Linked DNA regions of Homo sapiens: region 2 is linked to region 1. A link is an interaction called in ENCODE POLR2A ChIA-PET data of the cell type or tissue named here. Cell type or tissue: HCT116. All regions are shown on one strand. Each heading gives the region's core, and the rest is flanking DNA. Links, peaks and the distances in the headings are about the cores only.

What was found. Peaks named below come from ENCODE experiments on the same cell type or tissue, not always from the same donor. Only the 100,000 strongest peaks of a DNase experiment are listed, where the experiment ranks them.
Region 2: POLR2A ChIA-PET joins it to region 1 with 8 read pairs; 1 of 35 experiments calls an interaction of 5 or more read pairs at or near these places.

The regions. Positions count from the first base shown.
Region 1 is chr1:1,963,289-1,970,601 of GRCh38, forward strand. CFAP74 (cilia and flagella associated protein 74) reads right to left here. Exons shown (of 39, transcript NM_001304360.2): 11 at 5,347-5,545; 12 at 3,083-3,238; 13 at 1,600-1,773; 14 at 461-579. Among named protein-coding and RNA genes, the nearest start is that of CFAP74, 37 kb to the right of the region's middle. In HCT116, for the core only: no CTCF peak of the experiment used is centred there; a DNase peak (open chromatin) is centred at 6,073; H3K27ac peaks cover 1,313 bases.
Region 2 is chr1:2,195,539-2,202,851 of GRCh38, forward strand. It overlaps a transcript of FAAP20 not described here. Among named protein-coding and RNA genes, the nearest start is that of FAAP20, 4.4 kb to the left of the region's middle. RefSeq lists enhancers at 202-868, 3,490-4,087. In HCT116, for the core only: no CTCF peak of the experiment used is centred there; a DNase peak (open chromatin) is centred at 3,953; H3K4me3 peaks cover 1,589 bases; H3K27ac peaks cover 1,378 bases.

The DNA.
Region 1 (7,313 bases), core at 4,814-7,313:
AAAAATATAAAAATTAGCCAGGCGTAGTGGCAGGTGCCTGTAATCCCAGCTACTGGGGAGGCTGAGGCAGGAGAATCTCTTGAATCCAGGAGGTAGAGGTTGCAGTGAGCTGAGACCGCGCCATCGCACTTGCACTCCAGCCTGGGCGACAGAGCAAGACTCCATCTCAAAAAAAAAAAAAAAAAAAAAAAAAAAGGCAGCAAAACAAAACGAAGAAAAACAAAAGGAAACTTGGGCAGCCAGGCAAAGTTCCAGCCATTCGTGAAGGGAAATGGGCTCGGTCTCGGACGACTTTGACACAAGAAGACAGAGGAGCCCCCTCTACAAAATCTTCGTGAAAATCGGACCTGAGGGCTTATGCCCATATAGAGCCTGTTCCAGCCGTTCTGAACATGAAGGGACCTATGAACCTCCTGCTGTCCCTGCACCGCGTCCCTCCCTGTCTGAGCCGTCCTCTTACTCAACGTGGATGAAGTCCCGGAGGTGCTCCTCCACGCCCACCAGCTTGCAGTAGTTGATCGTGTAGGTGGTGTTTACCAACGTGATCTTTTTCTTGTACACTTTGCCAATATCAAAGTCCTGGGAAAGGCCGAGGTAGCAGCTTCAGAGCGGGTCACAGGGGGCTGTGCTGTGAGCACCGAGGCAGCTTTGCCTCAAGGTAACCGCTGGTGAGCATTTGCCAACTAGGGAGAGGTTCCCAGGGAACAATTTCCAAGGTTTCTCCCAGAATCGAGAAGGCCCCTGGGGTGCATGAAGGACAGGTCTGGGGGTGGAACCTGTCACATAAGAGCCTTCGCCACTTGAGGCAGGACAGGGCCTTGCTGGGGCCCGCAGGTGGGAGTAAGAGAAAAGGCTCAGACACTGTGGGTTCCAAGGTGGGTCCCTGACTCCATGGATGGACTTGAGCTGGGGTCAAATACAGGAGCCCACAGCCTGCTCTGTCTTGCAGAGTTTGGCAGAGGCGTCCAGGCACCAACCTCAGCCTCACATGTTCCCACCCTGTCCCTGCTACATCCCTGTCCCGAGGTTCAGGGGACCCCCACTGCCCCAAGTGGCACAGGGCTTTCGGGGCCACGGCACCCCCATTGCTCAGACTGGCGTCCAGCCCTCCATGGGGATGGGGCCCTCTCCCTCCACCTCCTGGAAGAGAAGGTCCACACTTGGGCCTGTGCCTCCTGAGGAAGCCCCCGGGTTTTCCAGCGTTAAAAAGCGAAAGGCAGGCCAGGCGCAGTGGCTCATGCCTGCAATCCCAGCACTTTGGGAGGCTGAGGCGGGCAGATCGCCTGAGGTCAGGAGTTCGAGACCAGCCTGGCCTACATGGTGAAACCCCGTCTCTACTAAAAATACAAAAATTAGCCAGGCGTGGTGGCAGGCGCCTGTAATCCCTGCTACTCGGGAGGCTGAGGCAGGAGAATCGCTTGAACCCAGGAGGCGGAGGTTGCAGTGACCTGAGATTATGCCGTTGCACTCCAGCCTGGGCGACAGAGTGAGACTCCATCTCAAAAAAAAGCAAAAGGTGTCAGGGGTTGGGCTGCGGCAGGGCTCCCCTGCTGTCCTGTGCTGCTGCCCGTCCCGTTCCTGGCCCAGCTGCGGGCTCACCTGGAAGTGGAGGAGCTCCGGTTTGCTGTTGAAGGGGCGTCCTTGGAACTCACGCCCCCACACCACCTGCTTGTGGACCACCCTGCTCCGCAGCCGCTCCACCGTGCGCTCCAGGATGTCCTTGTCCATCTTTGTCCCGCCCACGGGCTTTCGGTCCACGTCCTCCTTGGGCACCTGGGGGTCACAGAGACAGAGGCTGGGGCTGTTAGCGGCTCCACCTGGGCGGCGCCGGTGGCAGCTCGGAGGCGAGGGTAGCGGTTAGCAGAGCACGGACAGCCCAGCCCCACCGGCTGCCACCAGCGCTGGAGCTGGGAAGAGCCCCATGGCCCGGGGAGTTGCTCTGAGTTGCTCAGAAAGGCCCTGGGGACCGACTGACTTTCTGCTCCATTGACAAGGCAGGGACCCCTCACTTCCAAAAAAGAGGAAACCAGGAAACAAGAGCAGACAGCTCCAGATTCAGGTGGATTTCTGGGAAATGATGTGGAGGGGGAACTTTCCAGATTGTTAAATCAGGACAAGAGGAAGGTTTTGAAAGGTTCTGCAGGAAGCAGTTTTCTCGAGCGGGCAGTGTCAGCACACACTGGGCTTTCTCAGATGAAAAGCCGCTTCCCTGGCCAACACCAGCAACCAGGAAGATCAGAACTGGAGTCCTGAACTGTCCCTTCAGAAGCTGCTTGGACTCTGCGTGGGTCCTGGCTCTGGGCTGTGGGCTGTCCCTGCTGGTGCCCATGCCCGGCAGCCGGGCAGCCTCCTCCCTGGCTTCCCGGGGTGGGGGGGGCACTTGGCACCCTCCTCTTGTCCAGAGGCAGCCTTCTCCCTTGGGTGTCCCCAGTGGGCAGGTGGTGGCTCTGCCTGGCCTGTCTTGTTCACCACCCTGGTCAGCCCGGCATCCCCAGAACCAGCAGAACCAGGTGGCTTTTGCCCTGACAGTAGAGGTGGCCAATGCTTACAGAAACCGGGCGGCGGGCATTGCCCTCCCACGTGGGACAGGGCCACAGCCTGAGCCACACTGCTGCAGAGACCGTGTCTTGCTGTAACTGCTCTTTCAGAGGCAGAAGGACCCCAGCGCCAGATGGGGCATGTTTCTTACAAAAGGCCGTCAAAGAAAGTTTGCACGCTTCTTCTAGAAAGATGCTTCTCCAATAGTACACGGAGTAGCTCAGAGTCATTCCCTCAGCCTTTCAGCTTTGGAGCCCCACCGTCCCTCCCCGTTACACCATGGTGACCGAGCTGTCTGTCAGGGGGAGCTTGGGGTCGTCGAGCACGCGTGGTGCCCTCCAGGCTCCGCGAAGAGGGAAAGGCATGAGTGTGGAGAGGGAGGCGGGGGGCGTCCACACACAGGAGAGGGTGGCGGGAGATGGCAGGCACAGCCAGGAGAAGCCTCAGAGCAGCTGGTGTGGCCGGGGCAGGCGTGGGAGGTGGCGAGCCGGCGACAGAGGGCCGGGGTCCGTCTGCAAGCGTCTAAAGGAGCAGGAGCTGATACCTGGTATGGCTTGTAGTCTTCATTCCAAAGCCCAGAGATCTCGGGCTCAGCTAACGTTTCCTCCTCTGAGCTGGCCCCGGGGTCCCCCTGGATAAGCTCACTGGAAACGACTTCCAGCAACCGAGAGGGCCCGGGGCCTGCAGCAGCCTCGTAGTCCTGCAGTCGGGGAGAGGAACATCGCAAAGACACGCTCATGACAGAGAACAGGGAAGAGAAACTCGGCCCAGCCCCCGCCGGTATGGCCCGCTGCCTGCCCCCGTTCTTCTGCCTCACGTACTCTGCATGGAGATAGCGGTGCACACGGTTTTGTAACTTTTTCTACTTGAAATATAAGTATTTTAATACATTATTAAATATTTTTCTACAATGCTCAGAAGAGTCTGCAAAATATTTCCTTTGATAGGAAAATGTTCTAATTCACGGACTGGCATCCTTGGCGCCGATCCTCAGGCACTCATCTGTTCTCATTTTTTTTTTTTTTTTTGAGACGCAGTCTTGCACTGTCACCTGGGCTAGAGTGTAGCAGCGCGATCTCAGCTCACTGCAACTTCTATCTCCCGGGTTCACATGATTCTCCTGCCTCAGCCTCCCGAGTAGCTGGGATTGCAGGCGCCCGCCACCACACCCAGCTAATTTTTTGTATTTTTAGTAGAGATGGGGTTTCACTATGTTGGCCAGGCTGGTCTCGAACTCTTGATCTCATGATCCACTCACCCTAGCCTCCCAAAGTACTGGGATTACAGGTGTGAGCCACCGCGCCTGGCGCAGTTCTCATTTCTGTGGATATAAGCCATGCCCGGGAAAAGCCCCAGGCTGACCCCAGGAGGATGGCTGTGGTGGTTTCCTCAGAATGAGTTTGGGGACGGAGCCTTGCCTATCTGCTCTGGCTCTGTCCCAGGCCTGCTGGAGAAGGGGGAACTGGGCCGGGTAGACAGGGTTCTTCTTCCTGGGGACCGTCCTATGGAGCGACAGACAGGAAGTCTGGACGGGGCCAGCGCATTGCTGTTACTGTGACCTGTATAGTGCCACAGGTGGTGCCACAGAAAATCGCAGGGAGCAGCTCACGGGTGGGGGTGGGGGCAGGGGAGGCTTCTCTGGAGCAAGGAGGCGCAGCAGGGTGCTCCTGGCGGAGGGATCGGCGGGTGCAAAGGCCCCGGCGTGAGACGGGCAGTGAGGGGTGGATGGGGCAAAGGCTCAGCCCAGGCACTGGGAGCCTGGGTAGCAGGAAAGGACCTTCTCTGGTGCCCTGAAGGGCACCGCAGAGACCCTGTGGAGGCCAAAGCTGAGGCAGCCCAAGGCTTTCTCTTTCCCAGCAGGGCATCGGTTGCAGCAGTGACCTTGACCTTCAGGTTTTGGGGTACACAAGGGCAGAGACTGCAGCACTGTGCCAGACTCAGGAGAGGACCATCGTCCCTACCCCACACCTTTAGGGAAAGGTAAACTAGAAATACATTCCCCCAACTGAAGCCAGTTGCCTGCAGCAGCAGTGGACACCAAGCAGGCCCTGGATGTGAGTGAGTGAGTGAATGAGTAAGTGAGTGAATAAGTGAATGTGTGAGTGAATGAATGAATGAGTGAATCAGTGAGTGAGTGAATGAGTGAATGAGTAAAGAATGAATGAGTGAATGAGTGAGCGAATGAGTGAATGAATGAGTGAATGAGTGAATGAATAAGTGTATCAGTGAGTGAGTGAATGAATGAGTGAATGAGTAAAGAGTGAATGAGTGAATGAATGAGTGAATGAATGAAGAATGAGTGAGTGAATGAATGAAGAAAGAATGAGTGAGTGAACGAATAAAGGATGAGTGAGTGAATGAATGAGTGATAGGAAAGCTGTCCTCTAGGTGCTATCAGGAGTGCTTTGTAGCAGGGTGATCCCAGGCATGTGGTCTGAACGGCTGTGCACATCTCCCTGGCAGGCGGCTGACCCAGCTCTACAGGGCCAGGCAAGGTGGTCCCAGCCTGGTGGGCAGCAACACTGCTGGGGGTGACGCAGGGTCTGGTGGGCACACCGAGACCAGGAGGACACTGGACCCTTGCTGGGGATGCTGCGGCCATGGGCCTCTCTCATGTGGTGGGTCCGTAGTGTGTCTTGTCCCCTTGTCCTTGAGCTGAGTGGCGGCCACTCAGCGGGCTCAGCAACCCCCTGCAGGTGGCCATGGTGCTGAGGTCCTCAGAGGATGTCTCACCACACCTGAGCCCTGAGGCCCCACCTGCCCTCCACAGGTGTGCGGCTTCTGTCTACAGGAAGGCGTTTTGCTCACCAGTGTGTACGTGTTGGTTGGGACTGTGGTCTTCTTGCAAAAGTCAGAAATGTAGTTCCAGGTCTTGTCCCTCAGGGTCAGCCGGTGCCTGGCACTGGTGGGGGGATGCTGTTTCTTCCTCTTTTCCTCCTCAGCCTCCTCTTTCAGAATCCGACTGATGATCTCCTGCTTTCTGAGCTTCTGCTCCTCCTCAAAGGCCCTGCGTGGAGTCGCTTCTCAGATGAGTGCAAGAGGTCCCCTGCCTCCACCTTGCCCCAGATGAGACAGTGCCCGGCGGCCCCTCCCTAGCGCCCTCCTGGGGGCTCCGGTCCTGCCCAGCAGCCCCAGGTGAGACAGCGCCTGGCGGCCCCTCCCTAGCTCCCTCCTGGGGACTCCATCCTACCCAGCAGGGCTCTTGGGGTGGGAACTTCCTGGTCCTGGAGCTAAACGCAAGCTCCAGTGGGAAGCAGATGGGCAGAGGCCAAGCCAGAGGTTCCAGGCTTAAACCCCAGCCCTGCCCTGCCCAGTCCATCCCTGCCAAGCCCAGTCCTGCTCAGTCCTGCCCAGCCCTGCCCAGCCCTGCCCAGCCCAGCCTAGCCCTGCCCAGCCCTGCCCTGCCCAACCCAGCCCTGCCCAGCCCTGCCCAACCCAGCCCTGCCCTGCCCTGCCCAGCCCAGGCCTTCCCAGCCCAGCCCTGCACTGCCCAGCCCTGCCTTGCCCAGCCCTGCCCTGCCCAGCCCAGCCCAGACCTTCCCAGTCCAGCCCTGCCAAGCCCAGCCTTGCCCAGCTTAGCCCTGCCCTGCCCAGCCCAGCCCATCCCTTCCAAGTCCAGTCCTGCCCAGCCCTGCCCAGCCCAGCCCTGCCCGGCCCAGCCCTGCCCACTTCGCAGCCCAGTCCCCCAGCAGCCTTGGCTGCCCGGAGGGCTTCTTCCAAGCCCTTATTTCTAGGCTGGCGTGGGGCTGCCACTGAGAGTAGCACCAGGGCTAAAGATGTTCATCCACTCACTGCAGCTGCACTTCCCGGGTGCCTCCTACATGCCAGGCCTGCGCCAGGCTAAGGGATGTATAGGCGGTGGAGCTGCTGCCAGGACCCCCCCGCCCAGGTGGGCAGGCTGATGGGTGGTGGAGAACTCTGATCGTGACTCAGGGGGGTGGGGAGGACGCACTCAGGGCTCTGTGGCACCCAGAGGAGGATGCCTTGCCCAGTGAGAGGGCCAGGAGCCCCCGCCCAGGCAGATCCTAAGCAGTGATTGGCCAGGGCCGTGGACAGGGAGACTGGGATGGGGAGAAAGGGCCAGGCTCCCGGGATGAGGGCAGCTTCGGGCAAAACCCAGGACAGGGTGGTTTGCGTGGAGGTCACTGGGGAGCGTTACGGGCAGGGCTGGGAAAGGCGAGACTGAGCGGGAGAGAGGGGCCTTGTAGGAACCTGGCCCCGAGGTCTGGATCTCAGGAAGCCCAGTGGGGCCCGTGGGTGGGGGGTCCGAGAGGGCAACATGGGCCCCCGTTTGGAGAAGAACAGAGAGTGAAGCCAGAAGCAACGTGTTCACCACGGACCCAAGCTGGCAGGAGGTGGTCTGAGGGGCCAGGAGGGCCCCAAGGCCGTGGCAGCAGGAAGCCAGGTGGACGGCCCTGGACAGGGAGTGAGCAAGGGCAGGCCCAGCAGCACCAGGTTCCCTGGAGGGGCCTGGTGCTCCCTGGAGACTTCTGGGTGGGCCAGGAAAGAGCCCGCCAGTCCCTCCTTGTGAGAAGTCAGGACAGGAGCCGGAGGCTCTCGACAGGGGCCGGGGTTTCAGCGTCTGGGAGGGGAGAAGGGGCCGAGGGTTGGGCGTGGACTGGAGTAGGGGCAGGGCTGGGCAGGCTGAGTCAGGCCCAGGCAGGGCAAGGGTAGCAGCCTGGAGCCCCTGTTCCCGTGCCCCACAGCCGCCTGAGTGGGCGCCCTGGGAGAGAGAGCAGCTTTGCTCAATGTGAAGCCGAACCCCCTTGGCTCTC
Region 2 (7,313 bases), core at 2,480-4,979, 230 kb after region 1:
CTGGGACTCCTTGGCAGTTTCTGCCCTGCCCAGCCCCAGCAGCTTTGGGGCTATGCTGGGCACCCCTCCTGCAGGGCTCCCTGGCTGTTCCTACCCCTCACCTGGCCCCTCCCAGCCCCCAGTCGTCTGTGCCCTCCCTCCAGAACTCAGCTGTGGAGCCCGGCCCTGAACCCAGGCCACCCGAGTGGCCCACCGTCCTTCAAGGGGCCCCAGCCTGGAGGCCATAGGTTGGTGTTCAGGGAAAGGGTCAGCAGCAGGGCCTGGACTGGGAGGTCCCCCTCTCCCTGCATGAGTGGTTTTCTTCCGCACACCTTCCTGCTCTAGATGCTGGAGGCCCCCAGCAGAACAAGATGGAGGCACCAACCCCCAGGCCCTTCGACTTGAGTGAGCAGATGGAGATGCAGCGCTGAGTGCTGCCCGGGCAGGGGGAGGGGGCCTGGGGGAGCTGCTGCAGGCCGTGTGGTCTCAGGGGGCCCTGTGGGAGGTAGCCTGTGGCTGGGCCTGCTCTCAGGCGAGAGAAGCCCAGCCGTGGGGTCTCTGCAGCCCCACGTCCACCACATGGCAGGTGCCAGCTGACCAAGCGCTCTCAGACAGCCAGTGTCCAGGGCTCCCCGACAGTCCTGGCTGCCCTGGCTTCAGCTCCGAGCTTCTGGGTCTTTCCTGGAAATGTCACCATGGTCTGCAGGAGGGCCTTGGGTACTTCCAGGAAGACTGGTCCCAGCCTCCCAAGACAGGAGAAAAGGCCAGGCCCAGCAGCCCATGCCTGCAATTCTAGGACTTGGGGAGGTCCAGGCAGGCAGATTGCTTGAGCCCAGGAGTTTGAGACCAGCCTGGGCAACATGGCAAGACCTTGTCTCTATAAATAAAAAATTAGCTGGGCATGGTGGCATGTGCCTGTGGTCCCACCTACTTGGGTGGCTAAGGTGGGAGGATCACCTGAGCCCAGGTAGGTGGGGGCTGCAGTGAGGCAAGATCGTGCCACTGCACTCCAGACCCCAACTCAAAAAAAAAAAAAAATAGGCCAGGTGTGGTGGCTCAAGCCTGCAATCCCAGCACTTTGGGAGGCCAAGTCGGGAGGATCACTTGAGGCCAGGAGTTTGAGACCAGCCTGGCCAACATGCAGAAACCCCATCTCTACTAAAAATACAAAAATTAGCCGGGCATGGTGGTGCACACCTTTAATCCCAACTACTTGGGTGGCTGAGGCACGAAAACCACCTGAGCCTAGGAGGCATAGGTTGTGGTGAGCCAAGATCGCACCACTGCACAACAGCTTGGGCATCACAGCAAGACTCTGTCTCGAAAAACAAAAAAAGACAGAGGAGAAAAGCCCTTGGTGACAAGTGTTTGCTCAGCTCTCTGTGCCGTGCTGGGGGTGGTGGGGGGTGTTCTTGCTCCTTCCTCTCCCTTCCCCACTCTGGCTCCCAACCCCAGGGTTCTGCTGTTGGACCCGGGGGTGGCTCCTGCCTCCTCCTCCTCTATGGCCCCCACATGGTCCAGTGCCCTCCTGCCATGGGACCGGCCGGCCTCTGGATGGGCTCCGAGCCCCCTGGGACCCATCTCCTTCCCTGCCTGGGTCCCTTGGGCAGAGCCTGGGAAACTCAGGCCCCTGCCCTGTCCTGGAGGACCATGTGAGGGACACCTGTGTGTGGCTGCTGCCCCAGAACAGGGGCCTTTCTGGGCGGGAGGACCCAGCCCCCACCCCTGGAAAGCCAAACACTAGAGCTTTGCTGGGGTCTTCAGCATCCTTCCAGCCCCTCCCGGCTCCCCCATGCAGGTGCCCTGGCCACTGGGCCCAAGAGGGGCAGAGCCGAGCAGAAGCAGGGCGGGGTCTCAAGTGACCCAGACCCGGGACACCTGCGCTGCCCGGCTGGCGCAGGCTGCTTGGGAAGCTCTCGCTGCGGGTGCCCCAAGGGTAGGAGGCACGGGCCTGCAGGGGACCTCAGGGCTGGCTGAGCCTGGCTCCAGCCCGCATCACTGAAGCTGGGGGGCCCCCATCCCCTTGAGTCTTAGCCACCCCAGTGGGCCTCATTTACCCTTGGCCACCAGGGAAGAGGAGCCAGGGCCCCAGGCCAGTGCCATGGGGCAGAAGGCAGGGCCTCTGGGCCTGGTGCTTTGGGGACGCAGAGGCAGCACAACGTGTCACAGTTGTCCTCCTGGGGGCTCTTCCCCTCCAGTTTATCTGCTGCTCTGGATTAATCTCCCCTCCTCCCATGTCACCACTGGGGAGGGGGCAGTGGGGCAGGCCCCTGTGACCTACAGCCAGAGATAAGTCCACAGAGAAAGGCACTGGGGTGACCTCTGCTCTGGGCACGTGGCGGGTGCCTCCACTTGTCAGGAAGCCTGACCCCCAATCCCCTCCCGCCTGACAGCTTCCCGACAGCTGCCTGCCAGCCGAGGGCCTGGAAGGGGACCGGCCACTCAAGACTCTCAAGACAAGGAAGCATGTTCACCTCCAACAAACATACCTTGTCCTGCCTGTCCTCAAGTTATCAGCATGACACAGCGGTGCTGGTGATGGTGATGGTGGAGGTTTCAAAGTTGAACCTGATGAAAACGCTCCACTTCTTCGGAGCCATCTGCTGCTGTGGTGACGGAGTTTTGCTTTATTGGAAAATAATTTCTGGTTGGGACTGACACGTGCACAGTGGAAATGAGTTTTTTCTAAGCCAAAATTCATGTTTACAAAAGAACGTTTCAGCTGTGGGAGTTTGCATCCCAGGCAGAGCAGAAGGTGATCGAGTGGGTGGGGGCATCAGAGCCACCCATCTCCTACTCCCGCACCTGCAGACCGGTGGGCTAGGAGGCCCCTTACCCTCTGTGGCAAAAAAGGACACATTTATGGATGATGAATCAGGCCCCAGCCCACTGAGCTGGTTTCAGAAGCCAGGCTGGCCGTAGGTCAGGGAGCCAGGCCTCTCCAACTCCTTCCACCGCGGAAGAACAAGTGTCCCAGCCACTGGCATCCTCAGAGTCACCCAAATGTTCATCTCTGCCCAGCGCTGACACCCTGCAAATCAGGCTAAGACAGCGGTGACGGGCCCTGAGGCTGGCAGGCCTAAGCAGCCCGGTGGCCGTGCACCCTCCCAATTTCCAAATGAGACCTGTGGCCGACAGGCACCCTGGGCACATGCTGAAGGCACTGGGCTGCCTCCACCCCTTCCCATGTGGCTAAATGGCCCAGCACCCACACACGGTGCCCTGGCAGTGCTCACCTGCTGGCAAGGACAGCCAAAAGGCCCGGGCAGCCTTCTGACGCAGCCAGGAACTGGGCTGTGCTCCACCACACCTGCTGGCCCGTGGATGCCAGGCAGGCACGCCCACCCATAGCCAGATGTGGTGGCATTTATGGGATACGGGAGTGCCAGGCAGACAGGCTGTGAGAGACAGTTGCCTGGGAAACATCGCCAGATCTTTGGGGCAGCAGAGCAGGTGCTCGGGCCCACACATGGGGTGCAAGAGTAGGGGTGTGCCTTGGTGCCCTTGGGCACCGACAGCCTCCTCACAGCCTCAGTGGCGGGGTCATGGCACAGGCCTGCCCCTGACCCCAAGAACCAGAAAGCCAGGAGCAGCTGGGGAGGGCCCTGGCCCGGGAGAGACAGCGGTCCTGTTTCTGAACCCCATCCCAGCCATGGCCTGTGTCTGGGCCAGCATCCCCGACCAGACAGGGCCAGCCGCCCTCTCTCAAAGTCCCCAGCACCCCTTCAAGCAGTATCCGGTTCACACCCTCCCACAGCCTGTCCTCCATCCCCACGTGTCGGGCTCAGCTTCCGCACCACTCAGCCCCCACCCAGGGGCGGGCTTTTATCAGCCCCAGATCCTGCTCTGACGTCCCCCCGCCCGGAGAAGCTTCCCCAGCCCAGCCCAGCCCAGCCCAGCCCAGGCTTCTCTCTCCACCCCACTGCCCTGCTGGGAAATTGTGAGCTCAGATGCTGATTGGTCTACCCAGGAGGGCGGTCCTGTGTGCTCTGTTCCCTGGGAAGCCTCTCAGAGTGCGCGGCACCAAGGAGCCGGTCAGGGAGTGGAGACCTCTCAGGGCACCCCTCCTCTGGGGAAGGCAAGTCACAGAAACCAAGCTGGAGGAGCACTGTGGGTTGAGCAGCGTCTCCGAAGACTCATGTCCACCAGTACCTGAGAAAGTGGCCTCGCTCGGAAGCAAGGTCTGTGCCGATATAATCAAACCAGGATGAGGCGATACTGGGTTAGGGTTGGCCCTGAATGCAGTGTGAGCAGTGTTCTTGTAAGAAAAGGAAAATTGTCCGGGTGCAGTGTCTCACGCCTGCAATCCCAGCACTTTGGGAGGCCGAGGCGGGCAGATCACTTGAGGTCAGGAGTTCTAGACCAGCCTGGCCAACATAGTGAAACCCCGTCTCTACTAAAAAACACAAAAATTAGCTGGGTGTGGTGGTGGGCGCCTGTAGTCTCAGCTACTCGGGAGGCTGAGGCAGGAGAATCGCTTGAACCCAGAAGGCAGAGGTTGCAGTGAGCCAAGATTGTGCCATTTTACTCCAGCCTGGGCAACAGAGCAAGACTCCGTCTCAAAAAAAAAAGAGAGAGAGAAAGAAAAGGAAAATTGGCCAGGTGCTGTGGCTCATGCCTGTAATTTCAGCACTTTGGGAGGCCGAGGCAGGTGGATCATGTGAGGTCAGGAGTTCGAGACCAGCCTGAAAGACATCGTGAAACCCCATCTCTACTAAAGATACAAAATTAGCTGGGTGTGGTGGTGGGCACCTGTAATCCCAGCTACTTAGGAGGCTGAGGCAGGAGAATCGCTTGAACCCAGGAGGCGGAGGTTGCGATAGGCCGAGATCGTGCTGTTGCACTCCAGCCTGGGCGACAAGAGCAAAACTCTATCTCAAAAAAAAAAAAAAAAAGGTAAGGAAAATTTGGACACAGAGACACAGGAAGGAGGCTTTGGGGTTGGGGGTGGAGCAGCTGCACGCCAGGGAATGCCGGGGGCCCGGGGCTGGAAGGGGCAGGCAGCAGCCACCCAGAGCCTTTAGGCGGAGCTCCACCCTCCCAACCACTGATTTTGGACACCAGCTGCCTGAACTGTGAGAATATACATGTCACTCGTTTTAGGCTCCCAGTGTGTGGTCATTTTTTCACAGCAGCCCCAGGAGACACGCAGCAGGCTCCCGGCTTTCCAAGCCGCCACGCACCAAGTTCAGCTTGAAAACGCTGAGCCCAGCTGGGTGCGGGGAGCCCTCGGTCTCCTGTCCACCACACCCGGAGCTGAGGAAGAGGCTCCCCCATGGGCCAAGAGCTGGAAGGGGGCCCTTGGAGGATCCCCCAAGGTCCTCCAAGTGGGCCAGGAAACCTCTGCAGGTGGAGAGGGTGGCTGGGACCCCCTCGGGAGTCCCCAGGGAAGGTCTGGCTTCTCGGCTCTGTAGAATCAGCTTTGTCCCCAGTTCAGCACGTTTTTATGGGAAATCTGCTGGCTGGGGACAGCCCTTGATGTCCTGAGATGAGATGCTGCCTGGTCCCTGCACCTTCCAGGACCCAGCTCACCTGTGGCGCACAGGTTTCCACTTGTCATAGGAAACTGTGCTTGGTGCATCCCCTGTGCAGCCGGCTGTGAACTGTGGGCTCCAACCCTGCTTGGTTTGCTTCAACTTTCTGAGTGACGTGCAGACCTTCACAGAGGAGCCGTGGGGTGGCTCCATCCAACGCCTCCCTCGCTGCCCCTGTGTTGGAAAATAAGGACAGTGGGTGGCCTGGGCCCTGCGCATCCTCCAGAGGGTCAGGGACACGCACGGTGAGCGACCTCTGTAGGCTCGAAGGCACAGCCTGGAAGGACTGGGACACCCGTGGGCAGGGAGCAAGAAGGCACCGCCGGGGGCTTAGGTCTTCTTTGTTCATCTGGTAGAATTGCTGACTTTTAGAGAAAGGGACCTGAGGCTGGGCACGGTGGCTCACACCTGTCAAATCTCAGCACTTTGGAAGGCCAAGGCGGGTGTATCACCTGAGGCCAGAAGTTCAAGACCAGCCTGACCAATATGGTAAAACCCCATCTCTACTAAAAATACAAAATTTAGCCGGGCGTGGTGCCGTGCGCCCATAGTCCCAGTTATGTGGGAGGCTGAGACAGGAGAATTGCTTGAACCTGGGAGGCGGAGGTTGCAGTGAGCCAAGATTGTGCCACTGCACTCCAGCCTGGGTGACAGAGCAAAACTCCAACTCAAAAAAAACAAAAAGTCTGGGCGCGGTGGCTCATGCCTGTAATACCAGCACTTTGGGAGGCCAAGGCAGGCGGATCACGAAGTCAGGAGCTTGAGACCATCTTGGCTAACACGGTGAAACCCTGTTTCTACTAAAAATACAAAAAATTAGCTGGGCGTGCTGGTGGGCACCTGTAGTCCCAGCTACTTGGGAGGCTGAGGCAGGAGAAAGGCGTGAACCCGGGAGGCGGAGCTTGCAGTGAGCCGAGATAGTGCCACTGCCCTCCAGCCTGGGCGACAGAGCGAGACTCTGTCTCAAAAAAAAAAAAAAAAGAAGAAGAAGAAGAAAAAGAAAAAGTGGCCTGAAAGTTATGGCCCAAAAATGGGCCTGATTTTCTGTTTCTCTTTTCCCCTGGGTGCTCCCTCAGGGACTGTTTGGAGAACCAGGCTCCAGGAGGCCCCTGTGCAGACTCCGGGCTGTCCTGCAAACCCCAGCACCGTGTGGCCTTGGCCCAGGGCTGCTCTCCCCTACCAGGTACCCGAGGAGGAGGTGGCCTCTGTTCCTTCCAGCTATGCCCTCCATATGTGCCACCGGACCCCATCACCACGAGCCCCAGCTAAGTGACAGCCAACAACCCTACTTCTGTTTTTGTTTTAGAGACAGGGTCTTGCACTGTTGCCCAGGCTGGAGTGCAGTGGCGAAATCTCGATTCACTGCAACCTCCACCTCCTCGGTTCAAGCAATCCTCAACACCTCTTTATTTTTATTTTATTTATTTATTGAGACAGAGTCTCCCTCTGTTACCCAAGCTGGAGTCTAGTGGCATGATCTCGGCTCACTGCAACTGATGCTTCCCTGGCTCAAGAAATCCTCCCACTTCAGCCTCCCAAGTAGCTGGGACTACAGGCACAAGCCACCACACCTGGTTAATTTTTTGTTTTGTTTTGTTTTGTAGAGACGGGATGGGATTTTGCCATGTTGCCCAGGCTGGTCTTGAACTCCTGAGCTCAAGCGATCCTCTTCCCTCGGCCTCCCAAAGTGCTAGGATTACAAGCATGAGCCACTGCACCAGGCCCTGGCTAATTTTATTTTTTGTAAAGATAGGGTCTCATAATATTGTCCAGGCTGGTCTCGTCAAACTCCTGGCCTCA